Regions from separate parts of the Homo sapiens genome. Here regions 1 and 3 are each linked to region 2. Evidence: chromatin loops called from intact Hi-C (ENCODE). Cell type or tissue: heart right ventricle. All regions are shown on one strand.

Region 1 (8,000 bases), 720 kb after region 2:
TGTTAAAAGATGTCACACTTTGGTATTAGTCAAAAGAACCAGCATATGTAAAATACATAATAATGTTTCCAGGTTCCAGCAAGCTCATGTCCTTCCCAGGCGAATGTAGCTGGTTACGGGTTGAGTCAAAACCCACATATTGTCACTTAAATCCAGGATGGTGGTGGTGTTTAACCCTATGCTATCTCTTGGATCTTCAGGAAGTTTAGATCAACTGTTTAGGGACTTGTACTGTAGAGACCAAGCCCAACGACCTAGTTTTCTACACGCAAATTAGTTTTATTCAATTCTGCAACCATACCCAACATCATCTTCTTAGCCATCTATCTTACAGTTGATGCTGTTGATTAAAACAGAGCACAGCATGTACTGAGGTGTCACCATTAATGAAAAAGCAATTTACAAGGTACTTCCTTTTGACCATGAGTGAGTAATGTCATCCTTATATGAGAAGAACAGTATACTGATTTTAGGGTAAGTTGTGAAGTTTCCCAGAAGCACCATATTTATGGATGTATTTGGATCTCTGCCTATGAGGATGAGCAATGAGGAAGTTCAAAAGAATGAGCTTTAAGAAACAGAACTAAAAAGGTACATTTTGAAAGTTGGATGTTATGATGATATGTGCTGCCTGGCTCTCCACTGCTTCAAAGAATTTGTTCTAAATTGTTTCTGTTTTCCATGTTTCTATGTAGAAAATTGCAAAGCTAAAATTTCTTCCCTATTGCAGATGCCCTTGGGGACTAAATCAAGAGTCTGAGGGCAGAGTGAAGCTCAGGATTCTCTGCAGATAAATGGCTCATCTGGTCAGCTCAATAGGGATGTGACCCCTTCATCATTTAGATACAAGGGGGTGTTGTTAGTGTCATTTATGGAGCTGTTGGTCTAGAAAATCAAAGCGTAATCTGGCTTGGTATTTTAAAAACCTCAGGAAAACGAGGCTTGATGAGGATTGTAAAATAAAAGGTGCTTGTTGTTGCTCTTGCAAGCACTTAGATCAACCCAGGGTCAAAATCCAGTGGTATAGGACAAAGAGCAGACCCAGTTTCCTGCCTCTATTTCTTCCCCTTCCCCTCCCCCATTCTTCTTTTCCTCCGCCTTCCCTTCAGTTCTTCTTTCCTTCATTTTTCTCTAGGAAAGCAAAGAGTAAAATATTTTCCTAGGAGTAGAGAATAAACTGGTAGGTTATAGTTGTCTTTGACTTGTTAACGATCACACTGGCTCTCCTTGGGTCTTTGGGTCATTTATCATGTGGTCCTCGTCTAGGATTTGATCAGATTCTTAGAGCATGGGTGGCCTAGCAGAGTACATGTTATGGCTCGAGTTCTAATAGGATTTTTCCTTCTCCCCTCTCCCAACTACACTCCCACTCCCGGGGTGTCTGCACTGTGACAAGACAACTGTTCCTCACCCAGCAGTTTGAAAGCACTGATTTTGCTGACACTTTGATATTATTCTAGAGACATAAGCCAGGCAACAGAACTGGCATCAGATCTCCTCAGACACTAACGTGAGTGCCCAGGGAAGGTTGTAGATGCACATTTGATTTCCACATCTATCTTCTCCCTGCAAATTAAATTATTAATTTTCCCGCATGTCTTCTTGTTTAATGAGAGGAGTGGTGGCCTTTATCTGTGCACGTGTGCAAACAAAACATCACAGCAGGGGCTCCTGAACTGCCCAGAGAAGCTGAGGGGTTTAAGCAGTCAGATGCAACTGTCTTGGTACAGTCAGTGTCATTTGCCAAAGTCTGTCTGGCTGTTGGCATCATAAACATGGAAGCATGCAGACTCCAGTGCATATCCTCACATACATATCCGAAGATGAAAGCTCCTTTTACAAATACAAAGGAAAGATCAAAAGAGGAAAAATAATGGCATTTAAAATGCACGTGGGAAATGCAAAATTATATAATGTGATTGTTTTTCTGGGTTCCATTAGAGTGGTGCTATTTTCTGAGATGATACCGTGTTGGTTGATTACTTTTCCATGTTTGAGATAATAAGTACTCACATCAACATGATTTTTGATTTGTTACTATACAAGTTCTACCACATCTGGCTTTTCCAGCCTCTCATGTTAACATCTCACTAGTTAAATACATGTATTAACTTTTCCTGGTCTTTAGTGTCACTGAATACCAGGAGGTAGCTCTGATTTGGCAAAAGGTCTACATGTATTCATATAAGTTGTTTATTATAAGAATTACTTAAACATAAAAAATTTATATATTGCTTTTGTTCACTTAAAGGCCATTAAACATTCTTTGTTTTATTTCATGCTATTTGAATATTGGAATTGCTGTCGATTCTAGAACAATGTGATTCATGTATCCTGATTCTAGAGTGTTGACTTTATGGCTGCATGACATAGAACAAAATCCATCTTAGTGATTATGAAGGATTTTAGATTGCTATTTTAAATATTTGTTATCTCTCGCCTTTGTTTTATAAATGTCAATATCTTCTTTAGGGATCTAGAGTTCACCTTTTCTCATCAAGTGAAATGATGTATCCATTTATTAAAATTGAATGTGAACTGTAAGGTTGACCTGAATGAAGAGTCAATTTTGATGATTCTTTTTTTATATTTTAGAAGCTGTTGAGAACTCCCAAATTAAGAACATGATAATCTCTGTGGGTCCCCTCTCCTAACCCCACCTATTACTTACTCTATTAAAAAAATATGATTTTCTGAATTGTTACACAGCCTAGCCTTCCCATTTTTCAAAAATGATGTCACTCAGAAGTCCATGTGAAAGGTATTAGTCTGATCAACTATAGCATTTTTAGTATTACTCATATATAATATGGCATATAATGTGTCATATCATTTTATGTTTGAGAATACATAGTTATTTCTTAAAAACATTAATAGAAATGAGAATCAGTATATAAAGAGAAAAGTACTTTTCTTGTATAGGTACATCTAAATCATTTATAAAGGAAAAAATTCCACAGAGCTCTCACCACCCCTCCACTGGGCAGAAGGGAGCAATCTTTCATTGTCAACTGTAGTTTCTAATAAAAGGAGCGAGTTTGTACAGTCATTGCTTAACAATATATTCCTTTGGGAAAAAATTGGTTTCCCTTTAGTAAAATGTTCCTGTGCATTTGGTTTGTGTTGCTATGTAAGTGTAATTAAATGCACATCTATTTACACAGCTTGTGAGGACTTATTAGTTGGTTTTGCTTGCATTTCATAAGAATATCTGGCCTTAATCACTTTATATTTTCATAGGACAAGTATTATGAAAATCTCATTCACTTGTAAATACATGAAATTACAATCTCTAGGAAAATGGTTTGTAAAACCATTGGCTGGTTTGGAATAAATCTTTGCTAAACCTCAATATAATTTATTAAAAGTACCATGTTGACTCCACTTTGAACAGTGGCCTCATTTCTCATGTTCTGTTTCAAAGGAGCCCTCTGCTGGACAGCTCTGTGTGATATCACATGCACGCATATATTTATATATGATTTATAGGCTATAGTTAATATAACCCAAAAGCCATTTATGATTGAAACTCTATCGTTGCAAATTGAATGCATCACTGAAACCTGTTTTGTCATCACTTTTTCATATTTAATGAACAAGCAGTTGTCTAAAAATAAAATGTTCATCCTTAAAGTTTACTGTAAATCACTGTACATCAGCATATTCCCACACATGAGATAATCGTACTAAATGAACATTCATTACCAATAATTTTAGTAATGAATTATTCAGCTGATATGCAATTATCACACACATTTCTAAAGCAATTACTTTATTACATAGGTATTCCATGTCATTGATTTTACTTGTCTATATTACATATGTAAATATAGAAATCTTTGCTTTTACCATACGTTCAAATGCAAAGGGATTTTTAATGTTTATTTGTTCAATGTCATCAAGTTGTGAGGATGTATGGTTAGTATTAACTACATTTTAAGAAACTTGCAAATGTCAGAAAATTGCTGTGATAAAATGAGGCAGGAACAAATAAACACAACCCAAAAATCGTGGACCATGAGGTTATAGAAATGGTATGTTTTTCTGAGTAGCTTGTCAGTAGGCTCATATTATTATCAATTATATTTTTAAAGCTGCTGTTATTCAAGGCAATGATAAATAACGACTTGAAATTATAGTCCCATGTACATTTAGCCTGGGAAACAAGATGGTATAGGGAAACCACACAGCATCATAAAGCAAACGCAGTCTTTGAACTTACAGAGACTGAGTCCAAATCCTGCCTTTCTGACCCTGAATTATTTAACCTCATCTCCAGAAACAGTCTCAGAAAGTTGTGGTAATGAGAAATGGCATAATGACATATGTCAAGTGGCTAGCACGTGACCAGGTAACTTTGAAATGGGCTGCTGGAATGTTCTCCATACATTTGGAGGCAACTACTTTGTTTCTCAGGGCAGACTTATATTGCTTTTCTTAGCAAGCAGCAGCCAAGATAGGGCCTTGTACTCTTGGACTTCATTTATATGTAGCACACTAAGTATTATGAAACAGAAGTCATAAGTAGTGTGATAATTGTTTTAGGCAATAGCTCATCTTTCAGACTTTGGAGTTAAGCCCTAACTCTAGGTCAAAAGCCTGAAAACAGCCTTTTCTGTAAAACAGCATAACCAATGTGAGCCATGAAAGTTTCGGTCACTGTAGACATCTTTTTAAAAATTATTTTCAAAATGAATATAAATGATTGTTTCAGAACAGTTTAATAAAACATACTAGGCCGGGCATGGTGGCTCACGCCTGTAATCCCAACACTTTAGGAGGCCGAGGTGGGCGGATCACCTGAGGTCAGGAGTTCGAGACCAGCCTGGCTAACAAGGTGAAACCCCGTCTTTACTAAAAATAACAAAAATTAGCTGGGCGTGGTGGCAGGCGCCTGTAATCCCAGTGACTCAGGAGGCTGAGGCAGCAGAACCGCTTGAACCCAGGAGGCGGAGGTTGCAGTGAGCCAAGATTGTGCCATTTTACTCCAGCCTGGGCAGCAAGAGCAAAACTCCGTCTCTAAATAAATAAATAAATAAACAAACAAACACAGTAATCAAATTTCTGTAGTTGGCCAGGTGTGGTGGCTCACACCTGTAATCCCAGCACTTTGGGAGGCCAAGGCAGGCAGATTACTTGAGCCTAGGAATTTGAGACCAGCCTGGGCAATATGGTGAGACCCCATCTCTACAAAAAATACAAACATTAGTCAGGCATGGTGGTGCACACCTGTAGGTCCAGCTGCTTGGGAGGCTGAGGTGGGAGGATCACTTGAACCCAGGAAGTGGAGGTTGCAGTGAGCCGAGATCACACCACTGCACCCCAGCCTGGGTGACAGCAAGACCCCATCTCAAAAAAAAAAAAATCCATAGTTAACAATGAAATAGAATGACAAATGGCATAGACTGAGAAAGTATTGTCAAGTCACTCCTCATTTGTTCTGTCTTTGTTATTCACCCATTAAAATTCACACTGCAGGAAGTTGATTCTTTCTTTTGAACACTGTTTTTAAAAAATGCTACATAAAGCTTTGTGTTAGCTTATATATGAGTTTTTAACAGAAATATAAACAAGTATCAAGAATATAGTACGAGTTGAATAAATTTTGTTTAAATAAATAAAAATTGAATGAACGGATCATTCACTCTTCTAGCAGAAGACTTTAAAATATTCTTCAGTAGATGATGCACCAAGCTAGACTTGCACTGGGAGGAAAATTGTCAATACAGAGCTATAGGGCCAAAGAGTTCAGTAATTTTGAGGGGGGTGTGGTTGGGAGATGGGAACCTATACACATAGCAGCAGCAGAAATGTTTTCAAGGTCAAAAATATTGGGAGGGAATAGACTCACCTGCAGATTGGAGATGTTTAATTCAGTGATCTTAGTCTCTCAGACTTCTGCAAAAGTTATGCGTCCAATGTGAACAGAAACACATTGTTTCTACTCATCAAACACATCAAACACATCTACAAAACATTTGTCCAGTGTGAAATCCATCAGTCATAACCCATCAGCCATCATTAAGTGGATCAGGTGGAAAATTTAGAGAGAAAGAGAATAGATCAAAGGGCAAAACCTGGTCAAATAAGATTGGCTAAAAAGTTTTAGGTTTGATGAGCTTAGCTAGCCTTAAATTGAATATTTGGGATATTTTAATAAAATTTTTGTAAATGTCTTTTAAAAATAAAATCATGTTGCTGTCATTTTGGTTTTCTATTTTGCAAGTGTTCTGGGATCATCCTGTACATAAAACCCAAGTTAAGAGTTCATAATTTTATGAAGTCCTATCTTTGATATTTCTCTTTCAGATAATACATTAATTTTTAACACATTTGGATAATTTCCTGCCTAAATATGTTGAATATAATAGAATTCTGGATTTATGTCACAGAGAATACTTGATTTTTTTTAACCATTCATGTTAAATGATGATCAGATATTGGCTAATACAGAGCCCATAGGCTTCCAAGTTCTAGGCAATGGCTTAGGCCCTGGGACTACATAAATTAGATTTCTTTACCCAAGGGTGGAGACAGACAAATGTATATAATTAAACCAAACATGCTAAATCCTATCTGCCCCCCTATGTCCTGTCCCTTTCGATGTACATAGTGTTATAATGGCTAATGAGTATGATGTTATATTTACCAGTGCCATGATCATCTTCATCATCATCATCCATTTATATTAACAGTGTACACAGAACAAGTGCTGTTCTACCTTCTTGATTTTATACAGAGCAGTGTCCCTTGAGGCCTCGCAGACATCACAGGTTGTCCTAATAAAGGGCCACTGTGTCTGTGAGAAACTGCTGGTGCCCTAGAACAGTAATTCTGCAGCCGATCCAGCCAGCCATAAAAGAGGAGTCAGGCACATTTCTAAGAACCAAATATCCTTTGACTCATTTCTTTGCAGTTACACAAATGTCAGTATGCCTGAAGTTGAGTCATCTTAGTCATAGAAGGGGAGTGGTGGAAAGAAAGCATGAAGAATGGGTGATTTCGAGAGGTGACTCCTTTCTCGTGCATGTAAGTTTACCGTCATGCCAGCAAGTCCTCCGCTGACCAGTAGATGCATGCAAATGTTATCTCTAAGTAAGACAAATTAAACATAGACATGTGCTTCAAGAAGGGCTTCAATAGATACATGGATTTTTAAAAATTTATAATAGCTAATTAAGGGGATCAAGGGGCAAGTGTGGTATATTTCAACACACCTTTAAACCTTTTGACGTTAATATTTTGGACATATTAACTGCTTATTTCAATGACTGTGGCATGTACACATCAGTGTGCTAGATAGCGGAAACACTAAACCACAAAAAGTTCCTTCCTGAAAAGTCTCCCCAAATCTGTTGTCTTTATCTTGTTTCATTGTGTCTAAGATCCTGGAAATGAAACTGCTGTTTTTATAAAGCAGCATTTCAAATATTGTCTACCATTCTGTATCTGTGTTCCTCAAAGGTCAGTGCATGTATTTAAATTTCTCCCACATATTCAAGCATTGCTGTGTATTTTCATCCAATTTACAACCTATTTCTTCAGTGTGAACAATTAATTTTCCTGAATAAATATGTATATTTGGTTCGGATACCCTTGAGGCTCTTGGGGCACAATTCAGATGCATACATGGAAACTGTTCAACTAACTTGCAACTAGTTAGAAATCTGAGAAACCAAGGACATTGACTTTTTTAATTAGGAAAAACAACAACTCTTCCTTATTGAAATTCTAGCTGTTGTGCCTTAATTTCCTATTCTGATGTTTTCATTTTGAGGCTAGTTAGTTCTGGCCCACACTACCCCTACAATTTTGCTTACTTTTGGGCTTTTGAAAAACGTGTAAAATCATCCAATGAGAAGTAAAAACACATATGGAGTAACAGCCTCTAGTGGTGACCACAAGTCTGTGAGCCTAGAGGCTGCAGTCCATGACATGCACGAAGGCAGCGCAGGAGTTAGGTGATTGATATTTGTTGTTGTTGTTATTTTATTTCTATC
Region 2 (8,000 bases):
AATTCATTACTTTTTCAACAAAACAGTCTATTTTTATGCTGTGATAATTGAATGTAAAACTTTATGTTCTTTTATATATAAAACAAAAATTTCTCTCCTGGCAAAACCAAAGTGCAGTAAAGACAGTTCCTAATACCAAGAGTACTCAGGCTTGGCCAGGTTGATATCAGGGAGAAAGAGAAAGTAGTAGGGAAAGAATAAGGCAGAGAGGAAGGGAAGGACAAAGACACCCATGTCTGAGACATAAATGGTACAGAAATCCACAACTAATCACCATAATTCTATGGCTAGTCTCCAGCCTCTCAAACCATAGTATTCTCTGGTGTATTCTTGAATATTTAGATACATACGGGTATGATTATTTATACATGTGAAGGTAACATGTGCTGTGCAAATGTGAAACCTAAAAATCAGACAATAGATGTAGGTGAATATCAACAGTAATTAGAAATGGTAGGTATAGAAGCACAATTTGTACTTGTACCATAGTTGGCAGGAGAGTTTATTGACATATTCATTGCAGAAAATTAGATACGACTTCAGATGAGTGTGTGCTTCCGAAAATGTCGTCAGTAAGGGAGTGAGGAAAACAAGAAGGGACTTAGACTTGGGCTGGCTCTTTAGTCCAAGTTTATGATGAGAGGGAGAGACATGTGCACATGTGAGAGAAAGAGAGAGAGAGAGAATGAGCAAGAGAGAGAAAGAGAGAGAGTAAAAGAGTGACTTATCTTCCCAAAGCCGTAGCTAGCTAATTCAGAATATGGAAATTTAAAAATTAAATGTCACTGCTCTAATACCAGGAGAGGGCTGAAACACTTTTGAAACTTTCTCCCACATTTTCATTTTTAAAAAGTATTATACTATTCATAATTTTAAGAAATAATCATATATGGCCATTAGTCATTTTTTTTTACTTAGTGATTAATTGTGAACTTTAATGATTTTAAACAATTAAGAAAATGTTACAAGATGCATCATTTCAAATTAGCATCTGACAGATTTGTAATCACTTCACTTCTTGGCCCTCTTTGTGTCCACCTTGACATCCTTTTGGGTTTACTGTTTTCCCACTGAACTTTGTCCTTCCTCCTTAGCTTTCCTCAGCTGACATGCTGCAGTTTGAAAATATGCATGATAAACATTCCTGTCTGTATGATTTTTCCCTCCTCTTCCTCACTCTCATCTGCCTGGTGGTACTAAAGACCCATTCTGTGAAGTAATGTCTTATAAACCAGGAGCCAAAATCCTCATGTTAACTTAAGTATAAATGAGTCTCTAGGGTTAAGCTAATTGAAATATTTTCTGTAACTTGGAAATACCGCAAAAGAATTCAAATTTGGCTAGCATCTTATAATCCAAGTTTTGATGATAGTTTCACTAGGCTCCATCCGTCCAAGTTTGGGTTAGAAAAAGAAATAAAGTATGGAAACACTGTCAGAAGCCTTTTCTGTTTACAAAAAGATCCAGGGATACCATGAGTAATGCCAGAAATCTCATGTGACAGCCAGCTCTTGTGGGAGTTTTGAGCTCACCAAGTTCAGGAAATAGTTCCAGAAAGCTGATTGGAGCATTGGAGCACAACGATTTTTTTTTTTAATCTGAAGTGAATAATTGTGTTCCCCGTCTGCTGTCCACACTGCTGCTCAGAACTATACCCTGGTGGGGTGGACATCTCCCCAGTGCTAGGTAATATTTGGCACTCAGTAAATACTTTCTGATTTGAATCACCTACTTAATGATTCTTCTCCTGAATATTCCAAAGTTGATCTCTAAGAGATTTTGTACAGTTATTTAGTTCCATGGAAAGTGAGAATTTCAGTGGTGTTCCAGGACTGCAAGTACCTTGAAAAGACCTTCATTTCATTCCTTCTCTTTCAAGGATTGTTTTTATCCATTCCATATAGGAGAGAATTTGTCCTCCATTAAAGATCTTTCCAGAGGGAATTCCACAGCCTTCCATTAAAATGTTTAACTCTCCCTTTCCTGAAAGTCTTCTTATTTCTAGTGTAAATCCTCTCTGTTGGTGGTATTAATTGTCAAATCAGCCAGAATCCATGCTCTGTAACTAGCTCTTCTGTTTTCTGTATAGTCACATTTCTCAAGCTTTTGCAGTTTCAAGTTAGAAAATTTTTTGGTGCTCAAAACTGGTTGGTGAAAAAAATTTTTTTAAGTCATTTATTTCAGTTTTGTCTACACTCCATCTAACTGAAACCACTTCCATCCTCTTTTGTAGCAGAAAATATGCTAATATTGAAAGACTGCTGGTAAATCCATATATCTGAGAGGCTTTAACAAGCTCCATGGATTTCTCCATCAGGTTTTTCAACTATCTCTTATTAACAGTTAATAAAATAGTTCATGGATGGTTTGGAAGACGACTGTAGCTTTTCTGAGATGGTATGACTTACAGTATATGCCTTTAAAAAAATTTAAAAAGAAAAAGAACATGACATAAAAAATGGACCCAAAAAAAAAAAAAAACCTCTTCCATTTAGGGACAGAGCTACTTCTTCTCCCAGTGGATGCGTAATATATTATTTATGTCGGAGTGAGCATTGTGTTTTTGGCTCACATTCCATTTGGAGCATACACAATATGACAGTTTCCTTGGCTTATTGTTGTATATGTGGCTATCTATTTTTAATACATTGCTTTTGTCTCTTTTTCATGCTTGCTTACATCTGTTGTTATGAAAACTGACATAAAGTTTTTAAACATAAAAGAAGTGATGGAGAAAAAGATGTTAAGAGACACACAACATTTCAAGGGAACATGAGGTGGAGAAACAGGAGCAGAGTCACTACTGAGGGAAACCGAAAGCAGCCTCTGCAAGATAAATGGGAGGGAGGTTGAGAACAAGGGTGCGCAATCACAGACGAAAAAAAACAGCCATGGCGCTACACAAAGCGTTTCTAATGAATGAGGCTTAGTGCCTTTTCCTCCAGATCATTGAAACATTTTAGGCTTCCGTTGTTAAACGTAGGAAGTAGGGATAATAACACCTACCTTGAAAGATTGTTGTTAGGATTCTATGAAGTAATGTATATAGGGGCTTCACCTGGTCCTTGGTAAATAGTATGTGCTCAAAAGATAAAACAGAATCGGGGCTGACAACTATGACCTGCAGGTCACATGCAGCCTACCACTCATTTTTAAAAGAAAGTTTTGTTGGAACACTGCCAGGCACATTCATTTATGAAATATCTATATCTGCTTTTACGCAATGGTAGAGTTGAGTAGCATGAACAGTGACCATGTGGCCAGCATGCCTAAACTATTTACTATCTGCCTCCTTACAGAAAATGTTCGCTAATCCCTGGTATAAATAATAACTATTATGGCAACGCTTTAGGAATATCCATTATTGTACAGACTTGAATGGTTTCCCAATTCAATTTTCTATCTGCTATATTGCAGTAATATCTGTTGATTATGATCCTCTTGCCCCAGGTTCTAATTTTCCTTTTGTAACAACCCAAACTCTGTTTTGCTTGCTTTTCAGTGTAACATTAAATGATTAATTGGTTCATGTCACCACCAGGTGGCCTCCTATACTCTGTTGTGCTTCTGGTAACCAAAGAAAATCAGAAAGTGGATCCTATACATTTCTTTCAACTGTGGTTGTCACTGTGCTCACAGGCACTTCTCTGGCGGCTTGACTGCTCTGAAATTGTTCATTGAACCCTACACTTCATGTTTGGCCTTGAAACATAAATAGATTCACACGGACCTTTTTATAAAATGAATTAATGCTTTTAAATGCATACACACACACATACACCAAAATGGATTTTTAATAAAGAAGCTTGGTTGTCACTAATAGCTTCGCCATGATTCAGTCCCACTCTCATAGGTATACAGAGTTAACTGATCTTGAAGCTTCCTCAGGAAAAGACAAAGGCCAAAGAGGCTCAGATCTCTATATGTTAATTTCCCTTGAAGGGAATGGATGGACCTCATCTCAGTGCCCCAGTTTATGTTATTTTATTCTATAGATCCCCCTTTGAGCTTTCTTTGATCTTATTTTTAAGCTTCACTAAAGACCAGTGTTAGCAAAGGAAGATTGAGAAGCCATGTGATAAAGCCCTGGAGAAGGAGGCCAGATTCCCCTCGGGCAATTATTCTTATCCTCTCAGGCCTCATTTTCTTCATCTGTAAAGTGAGGGGGGTGGACTCAGTGTCTCTCAGGTCCATTCCAACTTCAGTATTTTCTCTTTGGTGAAAAAAATCAAAGATTACTTCAATTAGTAATTGACTTTGCCTATAAGCAATTGGACAAAATCAGAATTTTAAGACTTAATTTCACAGGCTAAAAGAACAAACTCATGGGTAAATATAATACAGGCATACCTAAGAGATATTGCAAGTTCAGGTCCATACCACCATAATAAGGCAAATATCATAATAAAGCAAGTCACGTGAATCTTTTGGTTTCGCAGTGCATATAAAAGTTGCGTTTACACTATACTGTAGGCTGTTAAGTGTGCAATAGCATTATGTCTAAAAATGTACTTAATTTAAAAAAATTTTATTGCAAAAAGATCCTAAAGATCATCTGAGCCTTCAGCAAGTCATAATCTTTTTGCTGGTGAAGGTCTTGCCTCAGTGTTGATGGCTACCGACTAATCTGGGTGGTGGTTGCTGAAAGTTGGGGTGGCTGCGGCAATTTCTTAAAATAAGGCAATGAAGTTTGCCACATTAATTGGCTCTTTCACAAAGGATTTCTCTGTACCATACAATGCCGTTTGATAGCATTTTACCCACAGTAGAACTTCTTTCAAAATTGGAGTTAATCCTCTCAAACCCTGCCGCTGCTTTATCAACTAAGCTTATGTAATATTCTAAATCCTTTGCTGTCATTTCAACAGTGTTCACAGCATTCTCAACAGCAGTAAATTCCATCTCAAGAAACTACTATCTTTGCTTATTCTTCAGAAGGAACACATCATTTGTTCAAGTTTTATCTTGCGATTGCAGCAACTCTGTCACATCTTCAGGCTCTACCTCCAATTCTAGTTCTCTTGCTATTTCCACCACATCTGCTATTACTTCCTCCACTGAAGTGTTGAACCCCTCAGTCATCCATAAGGGTTGGAATCAACTTCTTCCAAACTCCTGTTAATGTTGATATTTTGATCTCCTCCTATGAATTTCAAATGTTGTTAATGGCATCTAGAATGGTGAAGCCTTTTCAGAAGGTTTTCAATGGACTTTGTCCAGATCCATCAGAGGAATCACTATCTATGGCAGCTATAGCCGTACAAAATGTATTTCTTAAATAAGACAACTTGAAAGTCAAGATTACACCTTGATCCATGGGCCACAGAATGAATGTTGTGTTAATAGGCATGAAAACAGTAGTAATCTCCTTGTACATCTCCATCAGAGCTCTTGGGTGACCCAGTGCATTGTCAACGAGCAGTAATATTTTGAAAGGAATCTTTTATTCTGAGCCATAGGTCCCCACAATGGGCTTAAAATATATAGTAAACTGTGCTGTAAACAGATAAACTGTCATCCAGGCTTTGTTGTTCCACTGATAGAGCACAGGCAGAGTAGAGTTAGCATAATTCTTAAGGGCCCTAGGATTTTCAGGATAGGAAATGAGCACTGGCTTCAACTCAACGTCATCAACAGCTTTAGCCTCTCACAAGAGGGTCAGCCGTTCCTTTGAAGCTTTGAAGCTAGGCATTGACTTCTCCTCTCTAGCCATGAAAGTCCTAGATGGCATTTTTTTTTTTCCAATAGAGGGCTGTTTTGTCTACACTGAAAAATCTGTTATTTCGTGTGGCCACCTTTATCAATGATCTTAGCTAGATCTTCTGGAGAACTTGCTGCAGCTTCTCCATCAGCACTTGCTGCTTCACCTTGCACTTTTATGTTATGGAGATGGTGTCTTTCCTTAAACCTCATGAACCAACCTCTGTTAGTGTCCAACATTTCTTCTGCAGCTTCCTCACCTCTCTTAGCCTTCATAGAATTAAAATGAGTTAGGGCCTTCCTCTGAATTAGGTTTGGCTTGAGGGAATGTTGTGGCTGGTTTGATCTTCTATCTAGACCACTAAAACTTTTTCCCTATCAGCAATAAGGCTGTTTTACTTTCTTTTCATTTATGTGCTCACTGGAGTAGCACTTTTAATCTCCTTCAAGAACTTTTCTTTTGCATTCACAACTTGGCTAACTGGCACAAGAGGCCTCGTTTTCAGACTATCTCAGCTTTTTACCTGAATTGCTCACAAAGCTTAGCTATTTCTAGCTTTTCATTTAGAGTGACTCTTTCTTTCACTTGAGTACTTAGAGGCCATTGTAGGATTATTACTTGGCCGCATTTCAATATTGTTGTGTCTCAAGGAATAGGAAGGTCTGAGGAACAGAGAGAACTGCTGGTGGGTGGAGCAATGAGAACATACACAGCACTTACGGATTAAGTTCACAGTCTTATATGGGTGTGGTTTGTGGTGCCTCAAAACAATTACAATAGTAACATCAAAGATCACTGGTCACAGATCATCATAACAGATAAAATAATAATGAAAAATTTGAAATATTGACCAAATTACTAAAATGTAACGCAGAGATACAAAATGAGCACATGCTATGGAAAAATTGTGCCAATAGCCTTGCTTGACACAGGGTTGTCACAAACCTTCCATTTGTAAACATTGTAGTATCTGTAAGGCATAATAAAACCAAGTATGCCTGTATTTTTTTTAAAGTACCATAAAAAGTGTATAATTTCTAAATACTACACTGCTTTTGGTTCATTTCAGACCATAAAAACATAAATATATATTTTATGAAACTTCTTAGACACTTTCCTTTTCCTTTTACTTTTTTTCAGTGGCAGATAACTTCCATTGGATTCTCTGCAGTGTCTTTTGCTGCCTGTAATGGAAATTCAGCTTTCTCTTTGACGTCTTATTTTCCACACATTTTAATTTTTCTACCTTCTTCTTTAGGCAGAATTACCAAATGCCCCTCAGTTTTTTTCACAGCATGGAACAGATATATTCACTTACATTTCCATTGAAACTAAGTCATTTCATAATATATGAGCAACCTTTTCTTACCTTCTGCTTGTATTGTGGTACACACATTGGTAGTTTATACAGTATTTGAATTGTCACATTGGATGTCATGGCAAATATGACTAAAGACATTTAGCTGTCTATGAGGAAAGGACCTGAATAGTCCCTAAGGCATTTTGGTAAAGAACAGACTCACGTTTGAATTCGAAGTCTACACCCTGGGAGACCTAGTGACAGGCAATCACTCTAATTTCAAATTCCCTACTGGGGAGGCTTCTCTGGAGAGCTATATGGTCGAAGGCAGATTCATATTTGCTTGAGGAAAAAATGATTACAAATTTTTCTACCTTGCAAACTGTACTAATTGGCGTCAAATTCAACTAACAATTTATGAAGTTTGCATCACTTTCTGTGTGTTTAAGCACAAAGACATTTTTCACCTGAATTCTCTTATTTTATCACATATATTTTGAAAATTACATATGTCCATCTAATACATATATCAGGAATTAATGGTCTAATTATTTTACTTTTACTTAAAAGGAATAAGGAATGATGTTATCTCATTTTAGTGACTGTGAGGATGAGACAATAAGAATTCATTAGGATACTATGGTGTGCTGTGGAGAACCAAATAAAGGGAGGTTATCCTTTTCCTTAAGTAATTTATAATCTACTTAGAAAAGCAAAACGAAAAAACATGAAATAATAGCAAAGATAGCAAATTTATGTGGTATGAAAAATAAGTGCTAGTCTTCTTAGAAAGTCCTCATGGAATAAATGATATTTGAACTGAACCTTACTGGATAGAATTTAAATAACTGGAATAGAGATAGATGCATTGCAAAATAATGCATTTTAGGGGGAAAAAAACCTCAGATCTAGGAAATAGCTTGGCATGTTCCTAGGATTTTACCAAAAACAGGAAGACAAACTGGAGAAGAGGAAAATCAGTGACAAACCATATAGCTT
Region 3 (8,000 bases), 190 kb after region 2:
TCATGAAATGGACAGAATTCAACTGTCCTCGTTCTCTGCATGCAGACAGGATATTTATGGGAAAGTATCTAAAAAAAATAGCTTCCATTCTCATTGGAGAGGTCTGGGGTAAAGCTGCTGTAATCAAGCTTGCTTGTTAAATGCCCTCAATTTTTCAGAAGCAATTTTCTGTATCTTTTACTAAGTTTTTTTTTTTTTTCCCAGAGATATACTTTGTAACTCAATCAATGTTTACTAGCATTCTTTCGCGGCTTGGAACTTGCTTCTAACATCATTTAGTAGCTTGTAACTTGCTTCTAGATCAAATAATCTGTTAACATCATTAGAATAATTCCAAGGAGACTAGCCTGCAAAAGAGGCCATTGGTCTCTAGACGAATGTCCTTTAGACTGGAAAGTATTCTCTTCCTTCCCAGTACATCCCTTAGCTGAACACCACACATGCCCACACCGGGATGCCAGTCTGCATGTTATCGTCGTCTACTTCAACCCTTCCTGGTCCATACCTCCTATGTTACTACGTTCCTATCAGTAAGCAAATTCCAAAGATCTTAATCACCTTCAGGTAGAGCTTTGGGCTTCCTCTAGCTCTGATCAGTGTGGCACTGAAGCCAACAAGCAACATAAGACAAAGCAAAGTGAAGAAGCTGCCACCCCAGGAGAAGAGTTTCCCCTTCTTCTCCATTAAGTTGCCAAGGTGTTTCCTTTGCTGGGACCTGCCCAAATCTCCAGGCCCTAGACCATTTCCCCAAACTACAGCCCATGCCTCTGCAGACTGTTCCTTGTGTCCTACTCTGTTCTCTGGCCAGGTACGGTGGGAGGCCAAGGCGGGTAAATCACGAGGTCAGGAGTTTAAGATCAGCCTGATGAAACCCCGTCTCTACTAAAAACTACAAAAATTTGCCAGGCATGGTGGCAGGCTCCTGTAATCCCAGCAACTCTGGAGGCTGAGGTGGGAGAATTGCTTGAACCCAGGTGGCGGAGGCTGCAGTGAGCCGCGAGAATCGCTTGAACCAGGGTGGTGGAGGTTGCAGCGAGCCGAGATGGCACTACTGCACTCCAGCCTGGGTGACAGAGTGAGACTCTGTCTCCAAAAAAAAAAAAGTCTTTTCTTACTCCATCTAAATTTCACTTTTTATTAATACTTTTCATGAAGTGTGATTTACACATATAATACAATTCACTCACTCGAGGTATATAATTTAATACATTTTCATAATTATATGTAGTCATGAAACCACCTCCCCAATCAAGAGATGGAACAATCCCATTCCTTTAAAATGTTCCCTTGTGCCTCTTTATGGTGGATGCCTTCTCCTGACTCCCAGATCCAAGTAACCAGTGACCTGCTTTCTCTCACTGTAATTTTGACCTTCCCAGAATTTCATATAGGACTCATACTTTATGTACTCTATTGTGTTTGGATTATTTTACTTAGCCTGCTTTTTTTAGATTCATCAGTATAGTTGTTTCTCTTGTTTTTTGCTCAGTATATATCACAATATATTTATCTATTGACTCGCTGACAAGAGTCATGTTGATTTTGCTCCACATATTCCATTTCCTCCGACACTGGTTTGAAAGTGAATTCCTTGAGTTTCAAAATGTCTGATCCCAAAACTGAGCTAATTAAACACATCTGTATTGAAATGTAACAGAAAACATCCAGAGAAGCGGAAGGATCCATGGGGTCCTCAAAAAGGAAGGATATTTTCTTGTACTGATGCTCTTTGGGAGATTAATTATTCACGTGTGGGAAATTCATGCCACATTGGAGAGGTGTAGTTTATTCAACATTGGAAAGAACAAAGGCACAGCATGGTCGTTTGTCTCCTCTGCGGTCTCCCTTGATTCTGGTATCTTTTAAAGGTAAACTTAATTTTTCCCTCCTACCTTATCTGCCAGCGTTCCTGAGCCTTGTATCTAGTAGAAGTCTGTTTCTCCTAACGGCCACTTAGATTACAGGTAAAATGTAGTCAGGAATTTCTGCAGTTATTTAAATATGTAAGTCCCACTACAGTTCCTTCACATACGCCCTTGAGTGTTTAGTTTGTTTTCTATCTACCTCAATGCTGACATTTAAAAATCTGATGATCAATTATTTGAAAAGAATTCTTGTTTGAACTTACAGGTCACTTTGTTTAAAAAAAAACTACTCGATCTGAGTTGCTATAGTCATGACGTCTGCAGTGGTTTTCAAGTTGTAGTATGCATAAAATCACCAGAAGTAGCTTGTCAAATGTGAGGGCCCTGAGCCTCACCTTTACAGATTCTGATGAGATATAAGGGTTATAGCATAAGAATATGCATTTTGTAAGCACCACAGGTAATCCGAAGTGACTGATATATAGTTTTCACATTAAGAAGCCCTCAAATGCTAAAGATTTGATACAAAACGCTGGTAAAACTTATTATTTGGCCAGCTACATACATTAGTAAGGACTTTTTCACTTGAAAGTGACAGGTATCCAAATCAAACTGGTTTAAACAAAAACGGACATATATTGACTCATATAACTGGAAAGTATGGGGGTAGAACTGGCTTCAATAAAATATAACCATCTGCTAGCTTTTGGAGGATGTCATCAGGTCTTGATTTCTCTGTCCATCTTCTGGATTTGTTTTCCTCTATGTTGCTTCTTTTAGGCAGACTCCAAGAGGTGGCAAGACAGCCACCAGTGGTTCTATGTTTTTATAACATCTTCTCAGGACTTCATTGGAAAGACAACACTCCTACTACTGAGTTCCCATTGGACTAAATTGTATCACACCCCAATCCCAAAGACAATTTCCACGGCCAGTGGGTAGAATGCTCTGAATGGCCAGGCCAGAGTCAAACTCCTCCTCCTCCAGCCCCCAGATGAGTGAGTATGTATGTAAGTGTGTGTGAGCATATGTTTGTGTGGTTTGGGAGGTGTGGGGAATGGATGGTTCCAATGAATTGGAACACATCCCATGAATTGACTATGGAGTAGGGGTGATTCCACCCTCCTAACAAAAAAGTCAATATGTTGGCCATGGAAAACAGCCCAAGTCTACTACATTACACATTTCACATAAATAAATGTTAGTAAATTACTGTTTCCCTCCAACTAGCTATTCATGGACAATCTTAGATTTCTACCTCCTAGTGACAGAGCAGTAAAGTAACTTGTTCTATATATGGCTTAGGCATACATGCTTAATAAATACATTTTAATCTTGATAATTAGCATTGTTATGACCAAGTAGCTTTTGGAGAGCTTAGCTATTCAAGAATGGATGGAGGACCCCAAACAAAACTGTTTCTGAGAATTAGAGCCTGTTGGATGGTTAGGATTACATTTTGTTGACTTGCGCTTTGAAATTCATGACTTAAACTGACACCACTAGCTGTGATGATGGAGTGATGAATTATCTTTAAGAAAAAAATATCTGCTAAAACCTCATCAATGAGAGGTAAGAGATAAAGGAGGAGGAATTAAAAAAAAATGAATAGCAGAAATAATTGATAGAACCCAAGTAAAGGAGATGACGTCTAAAAGCTGTGTGTACTAATTAAGCCATGACTATGAAAGTGAGATGATTCTGTGTACATAAATGTGGGCAGGTAAGAGGAGGGGGTGATGGAAATGAGAAATCAAAACCTTGCTTTCCATTAGAAAGACCAGACCTGGTATTCCTATAGGCACGAGACCTACAAATGTAAATCGGTTTTATCAGTAACATTACCGTGTGGAATAACTTCATAAAGTCTCATCTAGGAAGACGTTTAACCAATTTATGCTGCAAGTTGTGAAAATTTGTGTGAAAAATCAGACCTTGGCTGTGACCTTGAAGAGTAGGATATAAATAACTCCTACAAGCTTAGCGTTCCAATAATGGAACACTAAACATAAATGGCTTAAGGCTAGGGTGAGCAGTACAGGAGAAAAAAACCTAAACAGTTGTGTTAAAGACTGGCAGGAGATAGAGAGCTAATGACTCTTGATGTCAGTTTTCTATTATTCCAAACCAAATGTGTCTCCTTTGTGAATTATTTCTAAGCAATGACAATTCAAGGTTCGGTTGAATATTGAACATGTGGGGCCCTCTTCCAGGCCTGCAGGCTGATATAGGTTTCACAGGACCAGTGTATATATATGGCTTGTGACTCAGCAGATTCAGGAAGTAGTAACAGACAGTTTTTTGCTTATAACTCATTACCAATGCCTCTGATGACCTAAAATTTTAAACCAAAATGTCTAAAAGTGACGATCTTCAGCTCAGAATAAATAGGACTCAAAATAACTTGATTTCTTGGTTCAAAATTTGAAAGTTCAAGATATATGGTTAAAATTTGGTGGTGATATTCAAAAAAATTTTCCCAGGGGAATGTATTATTCTGTCAGGATTGCATGTGTTTAAAAAATACACAGTATTTTTAAAAATTGTATAATTATATATAAATGTATATTTAAAAAGTTTCCCCAGTGGATACTACATGGTATTATTGTGGATACTTATGTTTTGTTTCTTGGTACTTTTTCTTAGATGAATTGACCATGTATCCCATTTGGAAAAAGCAAGTTCAGTAAAACTATAGTAAATTAGACACCAAGAAAAAGACAAAAGACACGAATGTGACTCTAAGTGATGTTAAGGTCTAGATACAGGATGACATCAGCATGTTGGCAAGAAAGGGAGATACGCAGCAAGGCGAGACTGTCTGATGTCCTGCCTGGGGTGGAACAAATGAAGGCAAATACAAAGCTACAGCAATAAATACAACTGTCTAAAACGTGCCCATCATGGTTATTAGTACATTTATTTTCTGATGCAGAGGGGCCTATTTAATATACACAATTCATATTTCACCTTTCTCTTTTTCCTCTTACGCTTTCGTCTGTGTCAGCCCTGCTCTTGCTCTGACCTTCCACCCATTCCAGGAGGATTCATCTGACACTTGTGTTCTGTAAAAACCTCCTCTCTTTCAGGGCTCCTTTCTCCTCTACTTAACTGAAAGTTAGCTTTTACTTGACCATGAAACCTTCCTTATTACTCGCTCAATGGCTTCATTTACAGATAATGGGTTTTGGGTTTCTCCAAGATAGCAGGTCTGCAACAAGGGCTTGCATTCTGATAGGATATTTTAGGAAGCAATCCAGAGCACAGGGTGGGGAATTGGAATAGTGACTCAGGTAGGAGGGAAAGCCAATACAAAGATGTGTTATCAAACTGATCACTGTGATGGACAGCTGAAGTGCAATCCATCTAGGATGCTCTGAGGAACCTTAAAGAAACCATCTCCATTGTTTGCCTAAGGGATGGAAGAGGGGAGTGCTTATCCACCAGCTAAGTGTTGGTCAAGTGTTGTTCCAATCAGTCTTAACTCCTGGTTTTTAGATCACCCATAAGTGAGTGCCACATCAGTGCATCAACAGAAAAGCTCTGGAACAGAAGACAAGAGCTGAGTGGTGTAGTTGAGCTGAGATGCTGTCTGCTTACACTTATTTGAAGCTGGTTGCTGCAGCAATTCCTGCAGTAAGCAGTGGCTCGAGAGGATATGAAGAGAGGCACATGAAGTGTCCTATACAAAAGGCAACTGATCCCCTGTAACAATTGTTACCCAGTCAACAATCGTCTTCTGGAATCCATGACAGCTCCCTAAACCACTCTCTCCCTCACCTCAGCTTCCAAGATGCTGCTCCAACTTCCTCAATTATGGTGGCACTAAAGCCTCCACCTTTCTCTATAACCTGGGCTCTGTCACTATTTTTTATGGCTTCAGTACACACAGTGATGACCATGTAACTCACTGGCATCACAATTTCTCATCTTCTTAGTCATCTACCAACTTCAGTGACTCTCGGCACAGCCATACCTGTGGTAACAGAATCACCCAGGGCTTCTGTACTTATGAAGCTTGAACACAGGAATTTATTCTTTTTTTTTTTTTTTTTTTTTTGAGAAGGAGTCTTGCCCTGTCGCCCAGGCTGGAGTGCAGTGGCGTGATCTTGGCTCACTGCAAGCTCCACCTCCCAGGTTCACGCCATTCTCCTGCCTCAGCCTCCCGAGTAGCTGGGACTACAGGCTCCCGCCACCACGCCTGGCTAATTTTTTGTATTTTTAATAGATACGGGGTTTCACCGTGTTAGCCAGGATGGTCTCAATCTCCTGACCTCATGATCTGCCCGCCTCGGCCTCCCAAAGTGCTGGGATTAAAGGCGTGAGCCACTGCGCCCGGCCCCGAACACAGGAATTTATAGTGATTATTTTGGTACACAACATTTTCCTTCCTTGTCCCCTCTACTCTTCTCCTTGTTCTGTTGTGCCCTCTGGTGCTTCCCTTCTTCCCAGCCCACGTCCTAGCAACTCTGTTTTGATTTGCTTTCATACCTAGCTTGGACTTCTTGAAATGAACAACCATGTCAATAATATATAGATATTACCTTAAAATCCTACACCACTTTTTCCTACTGTCTGCACTCTTAGTTCTGTGTCCTTGGTTATTATCAAGATGCTGGGGGAAATTCTCAAAACCATGATACCACACTCAGCTACAAATTCACACTCTTTCATCTCTGCTTACACACCAATCTTATTTATGTGTTTTTGAATCCCTGTACTAGTGGATTCCTTGCTTGCCTTTTCTGCATTCCCTAAACTTCAACCCGTAATCTTATGTACTCATTCTCAGTAGAAGCCCTTTATTTCTACTTCACTGAAAAAAAAAGCAACATTATGACATAAGCCACCTCAACTTCTCTTATTTTCATCTCAAACTTTGTAGCCTTACCCAGACTCTCTTTGCGTCTGTCTCTGAGGGAAAATGAGCTTATTTCTCGTGGGGCAAATTCTAACCTTCAAGGCTGTGATATCAAATGAAATGCAACAGGTCTAATATGAGCTTGTTATTCAACTATCTCTGTCGGCACGTTCACAGTCCTCTACGCTTTAAATGGCATTTCTCTTGGATGTGTCACCATCACGCTACACCAATCCATGGCCCCCCACAACGCATCCGTGTATGGAAACAAATCATATTTTCCCTTCTGTGCCCTCCTGGAGGAGTCCTTTCATGCCCACCTGAATCAGAGCCCTGGCCTCCTTGCTGGTCTTCGAGATGCCGTCACATTCATTACCTCATATCATGTCTTTCATCAATCACTATGGCAGTGTTCAAGGATGCAACCTTATATAGTGTTCAGGACCTCTGTAATCCAGCTCCCCACACACCACATGCGCCTTGCACGTCTCCATCGAGTAGGAGGAGTATGTTTCTTAGCACATGCTGTATCCATTACTTGGAACATTTCCGCCCTTCCTTTGGATCATCCACATTCTACTCATTCTCCACAAATTACATCAGTTTGTGTTCATCCTTCCCTTCTCCACATGTAGATCATATATGTAGTCTGGAGTATATTAGACTATGCACTATTTTTATGATTCATTAATTCTTTGTTTTTGTGGCTTCTCTTTAATGAGGGAGTCTGCTCCTTAGGAGCAGAGACTTATCTTATGTATCTTTTATAGTCCCTACAATGGTGGCCACTTATTAAGCACTTACTATGAATATCCTTTGACTTCATTTCAATGAGTCAGAGCTTTCTGTTTGAAAGAGGAACCTACACATGTGCAGCTGAATCTCAAATAGTATAAACCAGCACTTTGGAATTCATAATTGGAATGAATTGGCATGATGAAGATTATCTTCTTATTTTTCACTGAATGTTGGTTGTGAATGACCGAGCTTGTGTGAGTCTTGGACCGTGGGGCTCATTCCTAAATTTACAGTCCCAGCTAAGCACAGTGCCTAAGTGTTCATTCAAAACTATGTCGATGATAAAATATCACAAATATAGCCTGTGTCTACACATCATAAATGCTCGAATTAAAACATGACAATATAACTATCTAAAAACATAAGATCTGACTTTTTAAAAAGTTTATAGAGCTGTTTGACAGCAATAATTTTGAAATTTGATTTAAATATTTGGATTTTTTATTAACAAGATAAAACAAGAATTTTACGGCTCG

The links. Peaks named below come from ENCODE experiments on the same cell type or tissue, not always from the same donor. Only the 100,000 strongest peaks of a DNase experiment are listed, where the experiment ranks them.
Region 1: it touches region 2 in a loop (4-fold over the local background); 12 of 110 quality-filtered maps call a loop at or near these places.
Region 3: it touches region 2 in a loop (2.1-fold over the local background); 4 of 110 quality-filtered maps call a loop at or near these places.

What each region holds. Positions count from the first base shown.
Region 1 is chr14:33,429,173-33,437,172 of GRCh38, forward strand. The region is part of intron 4 of NPAS3 (neuronal PAS domain protein 3); the gene reads left to right. Among named protein-coding and RNA genes, the nearest start is that of SNORA89, 280 kb to the right of the region's middle. In heart right ventricle, a CTCF peak has its summit at 3,448 (motif pointing left); no DNase peak of the experiment used is centred here.
Region 2 is chr14:32,707,732-32,715,731 of GRCh38, forward strand. The region is part of intron 9 of AKAP6 (A-kinase anchoring protein 6); the gene reads left to right. Among named protein-coding and RNA genes, the nearest start is that of NPAS3, 230 kb to the right of the region's middle. In heart right ventricle, a CTCF peak has its summit at 3,537; a DNase peak (open chromatin) is centred at 1,550; H3K27ac peaks cover 2,983 bases.
Region 3 is chr14:32,901,112-32,909,111 of GRCh38, forward strand. No RefSeq gene overlaps it. Among named protein-coding and RNA genes, the nearest start is that of NPAS3, 34 kb to the right of the region's middle. In heart right ventricle, no CTCF peak of the experiment used is centred here; no DNase peak of the experiment used is centred here.